Linked DNA regions of Homo sapiens: region 2 is linked to region 1. A link is a loop called in an ENCODE intact Hi-C map of the cell type or tissue named here. Cell type or tissue: endothelial cell of umbilical vein. All regions are shown on one strand. Links, peaks and the distances in the headings refer to the core of each region. The heading gives the core; the rest is flanking DNA.

Region 1 (7,342 bases), core at 1,409-6,408:
GGCGAACATGGTGAAACCCCTTTTCTACTTAAAATATAAAAATTAGCCAGGTGTGCTGGCGTGAGTCTGTAATCCCCTCAGGAGGCTGAGGCAAAAGAGTTGCTTGAACACAGGAGGCAAAGGGTGCAGTGAGCCAAGATTGCACCATTGCATTCCAGCCCGGGCAACAGAGTGAGACTCCGTCTCAAAAAAAAAAAAAAAAAAGGAAAAAGAAAATAATGAAGAATATGTATGGTGATGTTGTAGGACTTTCTCCTTTCTCCTCAATTCAGCTAAAAACCATTTTCTTGTCACGTGACCAGAAAAGATTAGGCTTGCGGACACATAGAAGGGTGCGAAAAATAGAATTTATTGGGCAGAAAAGGAAAAAAAAAACTCAGCAAAGCTAGAGAGGTTCCCATTAACAGGCCCCCATCTCACCGATTGAACCTTAGGTTACCAGTATGGAACAGGGGAAGCCAGGCTCCTCCCCAATGCAAACAGCACAAACTTTCCATGGGTCCGCCCCATCCTCTCAGTGCACAGGCCTGTCTGTCAGAGATTCTCCAGAGAGTCCTTTTTACTTGGCTGTCTCAGTGAAGTCACTTGGTAGACAGTCTAGGATATCTTGCTGAGGAGTTTATTCTTTTTCTTTTTGAACATACTAGGTGATAACCCGACCTGATCAAGTCAGCATTTAATTTAATTGTGCTATGTTTCATTATGTACAATAAGATTATATTTTGGTAGCTTTTTTTTTTTTTTTTTTTTTTTTCTGAGACGGAATCTCACTCTGTTACTCGGGCTGGAGTGCAGGGGCGCAATCTCGGCTCACTGCAAGCTCCGCCTCCCGGGTTCACGCCATTCTCCTGCCTCAGCCTTCTGAGTAGCTGGGACTACAGGCGCCCGCCACCACTCCCGGCTAAATTTTTGTACTTTTTTTTTTTTTAGTAGAGACGGGGTTTCACCGTGTTAGCCACGATGGTCTCGATCTCCTGACCTCGTGATCTGCCCGCCTCGGCCTCCCAAAGTGCTGGGATTACAGGCTTGAGCCACCGCAACTGGCCATATTGTGGTAGTTCTTTTAGTGGTTGAAATTAATGAAATTCTCTGGAGAATAAATATATCTTTTCTTGATGGAGTTTTATTTTGCCATAGAATCTAACAGCAATTCCAGGTTTTTCAGAAAATTTTAAAATTTAAAACATTATAAAACAAAAAAAAGGTAAATGACAAGCTTAATTGGAAATCCATTAGTTACAAACTTTAGAGCTAATTTTATATGTCCTCATGCCCAAAGAAGTGTTATATATTTTAAGACCAGAGTTCAGATAGTGAAGGAATAGACAAAGATTGCAGAATACATTATGGTACTTAAGTACAAAATCAAGACAAAAAGTGACTTCAGTATAAAATAATCAGTGCTATCACCTGCAGTATATCCAATGGAAGAAATAATAAATACAACTTAGAGATTTTCTTGGTACAACCATTAACAATATCCATAGCATATTATATTTGCTAAATATATAATTGCTTTTCAATTACCTCTTTAAAAGCTCCTTCAGGCACGGTCGAGTCAAGGGAAAATGGTTAATATACTTCCTATTCTTCCCAGGATTATTTAGTATGCCTGTCCAGACACTTTCAAACAATGGCTTATATCACTACTTCATTTACCTCTGGTCTAGGGGAGGTGGTAGAGTAGTGCAGCTAGTGAAGCCAGGCTAGCTTTACGAAAGCAGGAATTTTTTTTTCACACTCTTGTATCCGCAGTGACTAGCATTGTGCTTGGTACTTGGTAGACAATACCACATTTCGGTGATAGTAAGATGCCTTCAATTATTAGATATATCATAATTTTAAACGTGATCAAGAAGAAAACACACTTCCAATTAAATTGTGACAAATTATGTCTTATTACTTTGAATTTTACTTATATATTTATTCAAAATATTATTTTAGGCTTATTTAGACATAGATTTGTCATATGCTGTTCTAGTGAAAATGAAAACAGAAAACAAGAAAAGTGAAACTATTCCTAAAAATCTTCACATTCAGGATTTAACTTTCCTAATTGTGCATTAACTCAGAGTTGTTCAAATCCATGTTTCAGTACAATATTGTTCTTTGTGCCACAAGAGCATTGATATTGTGGCATCTCTAAAAAGAGTGCTCCACTCTTGTCTCTGTAGATTTTCTTCCAAGTCATTTCCACCCATTCTGTGATGCTATTGCTGGTCCTTTAATCTTATCTAAAGTTGTAATAGAAAGTTTTCAGACTACAATATCAGAAATCATATCCCCTTTTCATATAATTTGAAGATAGAACTACCATATGATCTGTCAATCCCACTACTGGGTATATATCTGAAAGAAATGAAATCAGTTGTGTTGAAAAGATCTCTGCACTCCCGTATTTATTGTGGCACTATTCATAATAGCCAAGGACATAATCAGCTGAAGTGTCCAACTACACATGCATGGATAGAGAAAATGTGGTATATATACACAATATAACACTCCTCAGTCATAAAACAGAACAAAATCCTATCATTTGTGGCAACATGGATGAACCTGGAGGACATTATGTTAAGTAAAATAAGCCAGGCACAAAAAGACAAATACCACATGAGCTCATAATGGGAAATTGCAAACACTGTGGGCCAGGTGGTGGGATCCTGAAAAGGATATGTGGAATCCTGAAAAGTTGATTCATAGTAGAGAGTAGAATGGTGGTTGTCAGAGGCTGGTTAGTATAGAGGAGAGGGGAGAATGAGGAAGGTTGGGCAATGGGCATAAAGTTACAGTTGGATGGAAAGAAGACATTCTGGTGTTCTACTTCACAATAGAATGACTATAACTCACAATAGTTTATGGTATATTTCAACATAGGTAGAAGAGAGGATTTTGAATGATATCACTACAAAGAAATAATATGTATTTAAAGTGATGGATGTGCTAATTACTCTGATTTGACATTATACAGTGTAATACATGTATTGAAATATCACACCATACCCCATAAATATGTACAATTATGTGTCAGTTATAAATAAAGTAAAACAAAAAATAACCCTTAAGTATTTCATTAAGTTGAAACCTCAAGAGAACGGAGTCATTCAGTCATGCCAGCAGGAAGAGCAATCAAGTTTGCACATGTGCAGGCAATGACAAATTCATACATCACAACCACCACCTGGCCTACAGTGTTTGCAATTTCCCATTAATTGAAAGATGCATCCCAATTTTAGAAATGTAAAAATGTAAAAGATGTAATTTTTCAAATTGATAAACTATGATATTAAAATACTAGAGATGCCAGGAGGAAGATGAGCAAGATAGATGGGGATTGCATGTTTTAGATGAAATAAAATAGATTAAGCATTGAGCTCAGTGCCTTCTCCTTGCATTTCCATCCTAGTAAAGAGCTGGAAGAATTCACACAGTCATTTACAGGCTCTTCCCATGTGAGAACTATCATCGAGAAGGCAGTTGACTAAGAGCCTCAGTTAAATTTTAATTTATTCTAATTAGTCAGATACTATTCATTCATTTTATTAATATTTATTAATAACCTGCAGTCTACCCAGTACTCTTCTAGTTGATGGGAACAGAATCACGAATCAAAAGGTCTATAGAGCTTATCTTCTAACAAGAGAAGCCCATATTGTAAATAAGTAAAAATTAACTGAATAATATAAATCCAGAGAAATAAGTTTTGTGATATTATTGATAGAGAATAACTGGGTTTAGTGCGGGTATTTTTTAGATAGGTGGTCAGGGAAGACCTCTTTGAGCAGCAATATTTATTGCCTGAGGCAAAATGAATGGCTGGGCAAATGAGTGGAAAGGACAGTTTTGAAGTACTATCTCAGCACAGCTTTGACTTAACTTTCGTCAGGTGGGAATGAGCAAGTTAATATTTGCAACAGATATTCCCTGCTACATTCCTAGTCAAAATTTAAGGGAAAACAACCATTTCTCTCTGTTAGAAAAGCTGCTGATACCTTTTTGTCTCTTTGTAAGATCAGCAAGGACTAAAACCTGTGTTATCTTCCTGAGTGGACTTATGATATGTTTGTGGTCAAAATTAAAGTTGAATATAAGTTATGGTTTGTTTTTTATATCTAGCACATCAACATTTTATCAGAGAACGATGAATACTGTCTTATTAGTTTAAAAATATTTGCCGTATATAATTACCTGTCAATTTTTCTTCAATATTTGATTACATTTTTGTTTTAATGAGGGCAATTTATTTTTAAAATGCAAAAATGTCATAATTGGGTCTTTGAGAGGTTTTAAGAGAGATTCATCATCTTTAATTTCAGCAAAAGCTTAGATTCTGCAGAACAAGTGGAAACAGTTCCATCAAGTGTCACTTGGTGGCAGCATAACAAAATTGCTATGAGAGTTCCTAACTTGGGGAGCTAAGTAAGTTCTTTTAGGAACAAGCTAGTGAAAAACAATATTATGGCTGTTTTGTAACACACAAAAAAACCTGCCAGTGTTCTTATAATTTATTATAAGAAAAACATTTTTAAATACCATATCATACATAGTAAATTTTTTTCATTAATATAGCGTTCATTAACAAATATTTATTGTTTCTATTATATGGTAGAAACTGAGTTAAGAGTTAGGGCTAGATAATTTAAGCATGGTCTCTACTTGGGGCTAAATTGTGTCCCCCCAAAATTCATATGTTGAAGTCCTAACCCCCAGTATCTTATAATGTGACCGTATTTGGAACAGGGTCTTTAAAAAGGTAATCAAGTTAGAGTGAGGTAGTGAATTTAGAATGAGCTAATTCTACAGGACTAGTGTACATATAAGAAGAGAAAATTTGGAAACACATACATGCAGAGGGAAAACTGTGTGAAGACAGAGGGAAAAGACAGATATCTACACGCCAAGAAGAGAAGCCTCAGAAGAAACCAACCCTATTAATACCTTAATCTCAGGCTTCTAATCTCCAAAATTGTGAGAAAATAAATTTCTGTTGTATAAGCCACCCCATGGTATTTTGTCATGGCAGCCCTAGCAAACTAGGCAGTTTTGATGCTCATGCCACATAACGTTTTAATTTTAAAAAACTGAAGCAGAGAAAAGTAATTTCTCTGCTATAAGTAATAAGGCAATGTGATGGGTTTTATAATAGATGCATGCTCAGAATTGTGAGCATGGTGGGGAGTGGAAGTAATTCTTTAGGATGATGTTGGAAGACCTTATATAAGAATATTTGATGTGGGTTTTTAAGATTAAGTAGAAATTTTCCGGGCAGAGAAATGGGAATGAGAATAAATGGTATTTAGGTAAAAGAAGATGATGTAACTGGAAATGGATAGGCAGGGGGTGACATAGAGTGTTGTGAAAATCTTGAGTTCTGAGTTGTTTATGGTCAGGAGATGGCCTGGAAATGTAAGTTGGGAGTAGATTTTGAAGAGGCATAAGCCATGTAAAAAGATATCTTTCGGGAGGCTGAGGCAGGAGAATCGCTTGAACCTGGGAGGTAGAGGTTGCAGTGAGCCAAGATTGCGCCACTGCACTCCAGCCTGGAGACAGAGCAAGACTCCATCTCAAAAAAAAAAAAAAAAAAAGATATCTTTATTGTCCAAGGCATTCCTTTCTTGAAATGGTAATATAAAATTATATATTTCAAATCGGTTGGCAAAATAGGTTCAAAAAGATTCACTAAAAAAACACAAAAAACGATAATTGATCAGTGATATCATTTGGATATTTGTTCCCACCCAAATCTCATATTGAATTGTAATCCCCAATGCTAGAGGAGGGGCCTAGTGGGAGGTGTTTGGATCATGGGAGCAGATCCTCATGGCTTGGTGCTGTGCTTGCTATAAGGAGTGATCTGTCACAAAATCTGGTCATTTAAAAGTATGTGACATCTACTCCCCTCACTCTTTCTCTCTTGTTTCTGCTTTCACTATGTGAAGTACCTGCTCCCCCTTGCCTTCCACAATGACTGGAAGCTTCCTGAGACCCCCCTAGAGGCAGCTGTCACTATGCTTCCTATATAGCCTGCAGAAGCATGAGCCAATTAAGCCTCTTTTTAAATAAATTACCCAGTGTCAGGTATTTTTTTTAGAGCAGTGTAAGAACAACCTGATACATAAAATCAGTACTGAGAAGTGAGGCATTACTATAAAGTTACCTGAAAATGTGGATGTGACTTTGGAACTGCGTAATGGGCAGAGGTTAGAAGAGTTTGGAGGGCTCAGAGGAAGACAAGATGATGAGAGAAAGTTTGATATTTCTTGGAAACTGGTAAAATGGTTGTGACCAAAATGCTGATAGTGATATGGACAGTGAAGTCTGGATTGCTGAGGTCTCAGATTGAAATGAGAAATCTTATTGGAAACTGGAGCACAGGTCACACATGTGATGCCTTAGCAAAGAGCTTGGCTGCATTTTGTTCATGACTTAGTGATATATGAAAGTATTGAACTTCAAAGTGATGATTTAGGGTATCTGGTAGAAGATATTTTTAAGCAGCAAAGCTTTCAAGTTGTGACCTGGCTGCTCCTAAAAACCTATGCTCAGATGTGGGAGCAAAGAAATGACTTAAATTTGAAATTTATATTTAAAAGGATAGCAGAGCATAAAAATTGGGAAAATTTGCAGCCTGGTCATGTATCAGAAAAAGTAAAAGCCTTTTCAGGAGAAGAATTCAAGCAGACTGTGGAGCAATTACTTGCTAGAGAGATGTGCATAATTCAAAAGGAGCCAAGTGTTGATAGCCAAGGCAATGGGAAAAAGGCCCTGAAGGCATTTCAGAGACCTTTGTGGCAGCCCATCACATCACAGGCCTGAGGCCTAGGGGAAAGAATGTTTCATGGGCCAGGGCCCTGCTGCTCTGTGCAGCCTGGAGATACTGCTCTCACATCCTGGCTGCTCTGGCTTTAGCCTTAGCTCAAGGGGGTCCAGGTACAGCTCAGGCTGCAGCTCCAGAGGGTGCAAGCCATAAGCCTTGGTGGCTTCCATATGGTGTCAAGCCTGCGAGTGCACAGAGTGCAAGACTTGAGGCTTGGGAGCCTCCATCTAGAATTCAGAGGATGTATGGAAAAGCCTGGGTGCCCAACAGAAGCCATCTGCAGGGGTGGAGCCCCCACAGAGAACCTCTGCTATGGCAAGGCAGAGGATAAATGTGGATTTGGAGCCCCCACACAGAGTTCCTATTTAGGCACTGCCAAGTGGAGCTAGGAGAAGGGAGCCACTATCCTCCAGATCTGAGAATGGTAGATCCACTGGCAGCCTGGGCTCTGCACCTGGAAAAGCCACAGACACTCAAATCCAGCCTAAGAGAGCAGCCATGGGGACTGCACCCTGTAAAGTCACAAAA
Region 2 (7,342 bases), core at 1,583-6,582, 320 kb after region 1:
GCAAAATTTTCTTCATTCTTGTCTTTTATTTCACTCCTGTGAGAACATATGTATCTTGTCTCAGGAAAGTTGAGATTAAAAAGCATATACATCTAAAATGAAATGAAATGAAACATAATAAGAGAAAGTAAAAACATACTTAGATTAGAAATCACAGTTTAGAGGTCATGCAACCTCTGGCTCCAAGGCTGTGAACCTCCCGAAGTTGCTTCTGGTGATAACATCACTATTGTAAAACCTGAAATCAGTGCTTGAGATATTTTGCACACCCTGCACTCCATGGATCAGCTGACACCACCCAGACTGGTCATCTGGCTCAACCAGTTCTGCCATCCCATTCAGGAACAGATGACAGTAAGAAAAACTCACTTCTAACTCCATGATTCCATCGCCAACCTGATCAATCAGCACTCCCCACATCACAAGCCCTTACCCGCCAAATTATCTTTAAAAACTCTGATGCTCGAATGCTCCAGGAGACTGATTTTGAGAGGTGAAGCCAGCTGAGCTTCTGGGTCAGGTGGAGACTTGGAGAACTTTTGTGTCTAGTTAAAGGATTGTAAATGCACCAATCAGCGCTCTGTATCTAGCTAAAGGATTGTAAACACACCAATCAGCTCTCTGTAAAAATGCACCAATCAGCACTTTGTAAAATGGTCCAATCAGCACTCTGTAAAATGGACCAATCAGCAGGATGTGGGCAGGGCTAAATAAGGGAATAAAAACTGGCAACCAGAGCCAGCAGACGCAACCTGCTGGAGTCCCCATTCCGGGTGCGGAAGCTTTGTTGTTTTGCTCTTCGCAAATCTTGCTGGTGCTCACGCTTTGGGTCTGCACTACCTTTAAGAGCTGTAACACTCACTGCGAAGGTCTGCGGCTTCACTCCTGAAGTCAGCGAGACCACAAACCCACTGGAAGGAAGAAACTCCAGACACACCATCTTTAAGAGTTGTAACACTCACCGTGAAGGTCTGCGGCTTCATTCTTGAAGTCAGTGAAACCAAGAACCCTTGAAAGAAACCAACTCGGGACACAATTTGACCGGTAATAAAACAGTGGTTTCCTGAACAGTTGGTTCCGCATGCATTACTCTTTATCCATCGAAATTCCGCTGTCTTGATAAATTGTCTCCATCTAGGCAGCAGGCAAGGTGAACCTATTGGGTGGTTACAACTTTGTTGTAAGTTTACATTTGTACAGGCACAATCCTTATTTGCTGACCTACCATGCCATTGTAGGTCCGTAGATTGTAGTTTATGGATTGTTTGCACTAACTGACGAGGAGCTGAGTTTTTTACAAAAGCCTCCATTTGTTTCATGTTGTGACTCTGTTGTTTTTTCCTAAATACACCTAATGAGAATGGTGGTACTTCATTTTATGGCTGTCAAAGCAATAAAATGGTGAGCAAACCTAAGCTAGAAAATCTAATCCCATCTTCGCATATGACAGTAGGCCCCTAGCTTTACAGCTGTTATTGCCTCCTATTTCCAAATGATGCTGCTGATGAGTTACATACACAGAAAATCATTTTCGGTTAGTGGTAAATTATCCAAGCTCCTAGTGCTTTTCATAGCACTGATCAAGTGTTTGCCATTCCCCTCAATCATTCTGCAGTCTGTGAAACATGCTAGCAACCCAGTAAATATTTCATTGAAAAATTGTCATTTTCTCACAGAAAACTATATGTCAAATATTCAGATATTTGTTAATAAATATACTAATATTAATATCAATATTCTTTACCTACCTGAACAAAATTAGTCTTACCTAGAAAAATTGGCAGAGGTATTGTGTTTATTTTTCCTTGCTTTCAGTAATATACAACTGAGAAATTTTTCTGCAATGGGGGGGGAATCCCAAAAGTACCTTTTGAAAACTAGTTGTCATTTGTTAACACTATAGCTTAATATCATGATGAATTTTTTTGGCATGTGGTATTTATAAATAAATGAAGTTATAAGAAAACTCATATTGTTTTCCACAATGACAGATTTATGGTTTCTTATCATGCCTATTAGTTTGCAAACTATGCTTTATTTTCCAAATATGTAAAGTTAGATTGTTTTACATGATATTTTATTATAATATACAGTAAAATTTTGGGAAGCTATAGGGAAAAATAGATGAGAAAAAATCCTCAGCTAACGCTGAAGGAAGGGGAATGTGTTATTTAATATTAACATTTGTCGGTCTTGAAAATGGAATTTCAGGACTTTGGAGCTGATTAATTCACTTTTCTCTTTTTGCCATGATACAACAATCTCTTGAAACCAAATATAGATAAACACATTTCAATCAGGATACAAAAAAAAGGTCTCAATTTAAGAATACTATAATTTTAATCTTAATTGTGGTTAGTACTTTTTCAATCAGCCATTATTTCTTAATAGCTACTAGGTATCAAATATGTAATTATCACTGAAAAATAGAGATAAAGATGGCACACATATCTTTATCTCTGTGTCTAGTAGACTAAACTGGGAAATCAGTACCTGCACCAATAGAAATGTAACAAAATAACTCTATGAGCCTACAAGGAAGATGCCCTTGTTTGTCTGTGGGAATTCAGAAAGGCTTCATGGAAGAGGAATCCTGTTTCTTTTAGTTTTTGCTTGTTGTAGGCAGATTAATGACCACCCCAAAAAGTCCACATCCTAATATCTAACACCTGTGAATATGTTACCCTACATAATAAAAAGAACTCTGAAGATGTGATCAAGTTAAAAGTCTTGAAAAGACTGCCCTAGATTATTTGTCCTTAGAAGTGGAAGAGGGAACCAGGGTCAGAGAAGGAGATATCATGACAAAATCAGAAGTCTGATTCATGCGGGGCCAGCAACCAAGGAATACAGGAAATTTCTAGAAGCTGGGGAAGGCAAGGAAACATACTCTTTCCTAGAGTCTCCAGAAGGAACACAGAAGGCCCCAAAGTAAGATATTTTGATTTTGCCCAGTAAGACTCATTTTGAACTACTTATTTCCAGGAATTATAGGGTAATAAGTTTGTGTTCATTTTGTTTATTTGTTTGTTTTTGAGATGGACTCTTGCCCTGTTGTCAGACTAGAGTGCAGTGGCACTTTTTTTGGGGGTGGGGGGTGGTGAGGCGGGGACAGAGCTTCACCCTTGTTGCCCAGGCTAGAGTGCAGTAGCGAGATCTCAGCTCACTGCAACCTCTGCTTCCTGGGTTCACGATTCTCCTGCCTTAGCCTCCCGAGTAGCTGGGGTTACAGACACCCACCACCACGCCTGGGAAATTTTTTTTTTTTTTTTTTTTTTTTTTTGGTAGAGATGGGGTTTCACCATCTTGGCCAGGCTGGTCTCAAACTCCTGACCTCGTGATCCACCCACCTCAGCCTCCCAAAGTGCTGGGATTTACACATTTGTGTTGTTTTAAGCCACAAAGTCTGTGGTGCTTTGTTACAGCAGCAGTAGAAAACAGACACAATGTGCTTTTTTCTTTGTTTTGCTATTTAGCATCAGAATGTTTTGTATATTTTGGTAATTGTCTACTGTTTGAGACAGGAGTAAATAATGCCAGGGAGACTCACTTTCCTAATCTCTCTGGGAAATAGAGCGTGAGCCAGACCGCTAGGGGTGGCTATTAGACCCTCCCACCTGGGCGTGGCAGTGGCAGTAGCAGTAGCAGTGCCTCCAACATCCAGTCTCTAGGAATAGCAGTACCAGTGGTACCATCCTTGGTCCAGTGAAGGTAACAGCTGGGTTGCAATCTCTGACCTTACCTCCTTTTGTTTCTACTATTTTTTGGGAGAGAGAAGAATTTGTTTATTAGGACTTCTCAGTGATATTCTGTGGCCTTAGATATGTTTTCAAAACATTCTCTTTCTGCTTGAATCACCTAGACAGAGTCAGTTTGTGCTGCTTTTCATGAAGAATGAAGAGTGGTTTTAATAAAGCATCAAGGGAACTAAGATATAAGGCATGAAGGTAGGAGAGACCCCAGAGTCTTGAGGTTAACATTGAGTAAGTTAGCATTGCTGGAATTTCCAATGTGGGGAGCTTGATACATGGTGATATTGCATCAGTAGGCAAAAATCTAAGGAGCCACACTCACAATAAAGCTAAATTGTTTGGATTATTAGTTTTATCCTTTGTTTAACAGTGGGAGTCACTGAAGAAATATCAATGACAGTGATATAATCAGATATGGGTGTTAGAAAAAGATAAATGAGACAACACAGGGCCTAGTAAAAAATTATTTCAGTAGTTCAAGGAAGATTTGAGGTACTTGGTAAAAGATTAACAGCAAAGATAGAGGTAAAGAGAGCGGGATGGAAGTTCCTTTTCTTTTTTGGTTTTTACTTTAGGAAAAAGTGACGGCTTTGCTATGAAATGGAGATGGGAGCTAAGGTTGAGGGAATAATGTAGGCTAATTTTTATTTATTTTTTTATTTTGAATTTTTAATATACAGGTAGATTACCTAGTGATATGGTTTAGCTCTTTTTCCCCACCCAAGTCTCCTGTTGAATTGTAATTCCCAATGTTGGGGGAAGGACCTGGTGGGATGTGATTGGATCTTGGGGGCAGAATTCCACCTTGCTGTTCTGGTGAGAGTGAATGAGTTCTCATGAGATCTGATTGTTTAAAAGTGTGTAGCACTTCCCTCTTTGCCCTTTTTTTTCCTGCTTTGCCATGGTAACACGTGCTTACTTCTCCCTTGCCTTTTCCCATGATTGTGAGTTTCCTGAGGCCTCCCAGCTATGCTTCCTGTATAACCTGTGGAACTGTGAGTCAGTTAAAGCTTTTCTCCATAAAATACCCAGTCTCAGGTAGTTCTTTATAGCAGTGTGAGAACAGAAATATACACCTAATAAACACACTAGTTTGTAGTTTAAGACAGAAATGTGAGCATATAGTATATATTTGGAGTCATCAGCTTCAAGGTACTCACTCAAACCTCAGGTATTGTGAAGATCTGCTGAAGAAAAGACAAGATACACAATAAAATTAAAATAGGCCTGGTGTTCAATTGGTCCAAAAGCCATAGGTATGAAATCTATTTGTGAGTTGTTGTGAAAACAAAAACAAAAACAACTGTTTCTCTTAGAGGAAATTAATTATATGTATATCAACTTGGGTTAAGCAGTGAAGCAGTAAAACATTTTTTTTTCAATGTTGTTATCTTATACAAAGCGTTTGACTACCATCAAGCCATGAAAGTGAATGACACTCTCAACACTTCACAAAACTTTCAATTACACGTAGGGTAAATGGAATTTATTAAGTTTTTCCTTTTTTGAGTAGTATTTAATAAATTAAGCCAGTTGGCATAACTGTTTTTAACTTTGGCTACAGAGCATAGCATATTGCTGAAACTTTTTATAGACAGGAATAAATAGTGGATGTTGAAACGTATATCAAAGTTTACTTGAATTATGATACTAGCGGGGATGGAAGGACACTTTCTACAGAAAAAAAGAAATGAAATAAAGTACTAATCTGAATTTCAAACATTCTGGCTTCTACTGGCTTGAATTTTGGACTTTCAGGGTTTATGGAGAAGCAATCAATTAGAAAATTAGATCTATTAGAACAAGTTCAAATAAGAAAATTTTTTTTAAAGTTACCCAAGAGATAACTTTATTCTCATCCTTTCTCCAGGAACTACAAAATAAGACATAAGAAAATAAGTAACAACTGTCACAAGACAATTTCACTGATATAAATAAGAAAAGAGCAGTGTATTAAACACTTGATTAATTAGTATTGCATTGAACACACTTCTTTGGGAGTATTAGAAAAACGTATCAATTTCTATTCTATTAATTTTGATGAGTTCATTTTTGGTTCTCTTAATAGAATTTCCCTATCCTAAAGTATTCTAAAACCTGTTAGTCACCCAACCATTCTTAAAGCAGTAGATCTCAACCCTGTAAAAGCAAATGTTCCTTTTTTGTAATAGTTTTTCAAGGCAGTAACTCTGGAGTTACAGAACCAAAACTTTTCAAGTTTCCTTGGTGATTTTGGTGCACAGCCACAAATGGGAATTCCTCAATGAGGAAACTCGTGGCTAGCGCAATCTCTAATCCTTTCCCTTTTCTCTTTCTCTCTCTCTTTTTTTTTTTTTTTTGAGACAAGATCTCCCTTTGTCACCCAGGCTGGAATGCAGTGGCAGGATCATGGTTCACTGGCACCTCAAACTCCTGGGCTCAAGAGATACTCCTGCCTCAGCCTCCTGAGTAGCTGGGACTACAGATACACGCTACCATATTCAGCTAATTTTATATATATATATAATCAGGCACACACATACACTATATATACATACACATACTCTATACAACATGTTATATATATACACGTACACAACATTTTATATGTATAAAATATATATATATATATATATATTTTTTTTTTCCTTCAGCTTTTCTACAGCTTTTTCTTCAGCCTTTCAGGCTGTCCTGAAACCCTAGATTTCAAGTGATCCTCCCATCTCAGCCTCCCAATGTGCTGGCATTACAGACATGAAACCACCATGTCTGGCCCCTTTTCTTCTGAGGAGTGTAGTTCGTGCTGTTTGTCTACTGGGCCTGTGGATGAGCTGAGCAAGTGTCATCAGTGGAGAGGTAGAACCAACAGAATAAAGAGAAACCAAGGGTCTCAATATTAGAATTATAACCAAATAAGGAAAAATGTGGAAATCAATATAGAGTTGGACAAGTCTGATGCATTTAGTAGAGGAAAGAGTTTTTATGCTACTTTCTTCTGTGTCACTATTCTGAATAAGAAGGAAAGACTTAGCAATGGAAGGCACAGAATGACAGTTGCTGATAATTAAGTCATGAAGAAGTTCCAGAGCATAGCCAAGGCTATCTTGAGTTTGAATAAGACACACAGGTAGGGAGGTATGGCTGAAAAGATTTTTTTAAACCAAACCAAACTTTGCTGTACCTAAGGTAATACGCAGCCTTGGGAGTTTCTCAGAAATTTGTTGACATTTATCCAGCAAATTAGGCTCAATTCACTCAGAATTATGGTCTCAGTTTGCTGACACTCTCTTGCCTTCTCACCCCACACTGCTCTTGCTTCAGTCTTCTTGCACTGTGTAATCAATGAACTATAAATTAACATGAGTGAGCATAGTTTCATGTTGTAAATAAAAATTGACAGGTACTCTGAGTCATATTTACTTTTTTGCATCAGAGTTGTAATACAAGTTGGTAATTAGTCATAATGGGAAGGAAATAAAGTGCTTGTGTCTGGCAAGTTTTCTTTTGTTCATTGCCTTCTAAAAACTTTATGTATATTGGCTGCTGGTACCCTTGGTAAGGTGGAAAATGGCCTTTGGGAAATATGAACAAATGAGAGAACAGAGAGAATC

What was found. A loop is a pair of places that touch in the nucleus more often than their neighbours do. Peaks named below come from ENCODE experiments on the same cell type or tissue, not always from the same donor. Only the 100,000 strongest peaks of a DNase experiment are listed, where the experiment ranks them.
Region 2: a loop joins it to region 1, with 2.4 times the contacts of the local background. A loop is called at or near these places in 4 of 110 quality-filtered maps.

What each region holds. Positions count from the first base shown.
Region 1 is chr7:79,293,992-79,301,333 of GRCh38, forward strand. All of the region lies in intron 1 of MAGI2 (membrane associated guanylate kinase, WW and PDZ domain containing 2), which reads right to left. Among named protein-coding and RNA genes, the nearest start is that of MAGI2-AS3, 160 kb to the right of the region's middle. In endothelial cell of umbilical vein, for the core only: a CTCF peak has its summit at 4,362; a DNase peak (open chromatin) is centred at 4,370.
Region 2 is chr7:79,615,803-79,623,144 of GRCh38, forward strand. No RefSeq gene overlaps it. Among named protein-coding and RNA genes, the nearest start is that of MAGI2, 170 kb to the left of the region's middle. In endothelial cell of umbilical vein, for the core only: no CTCF peak of the experiment used is centred there; a DNase peak (open chromatin) is centred at 4,669; H3K27ac peaks cover 659 bases.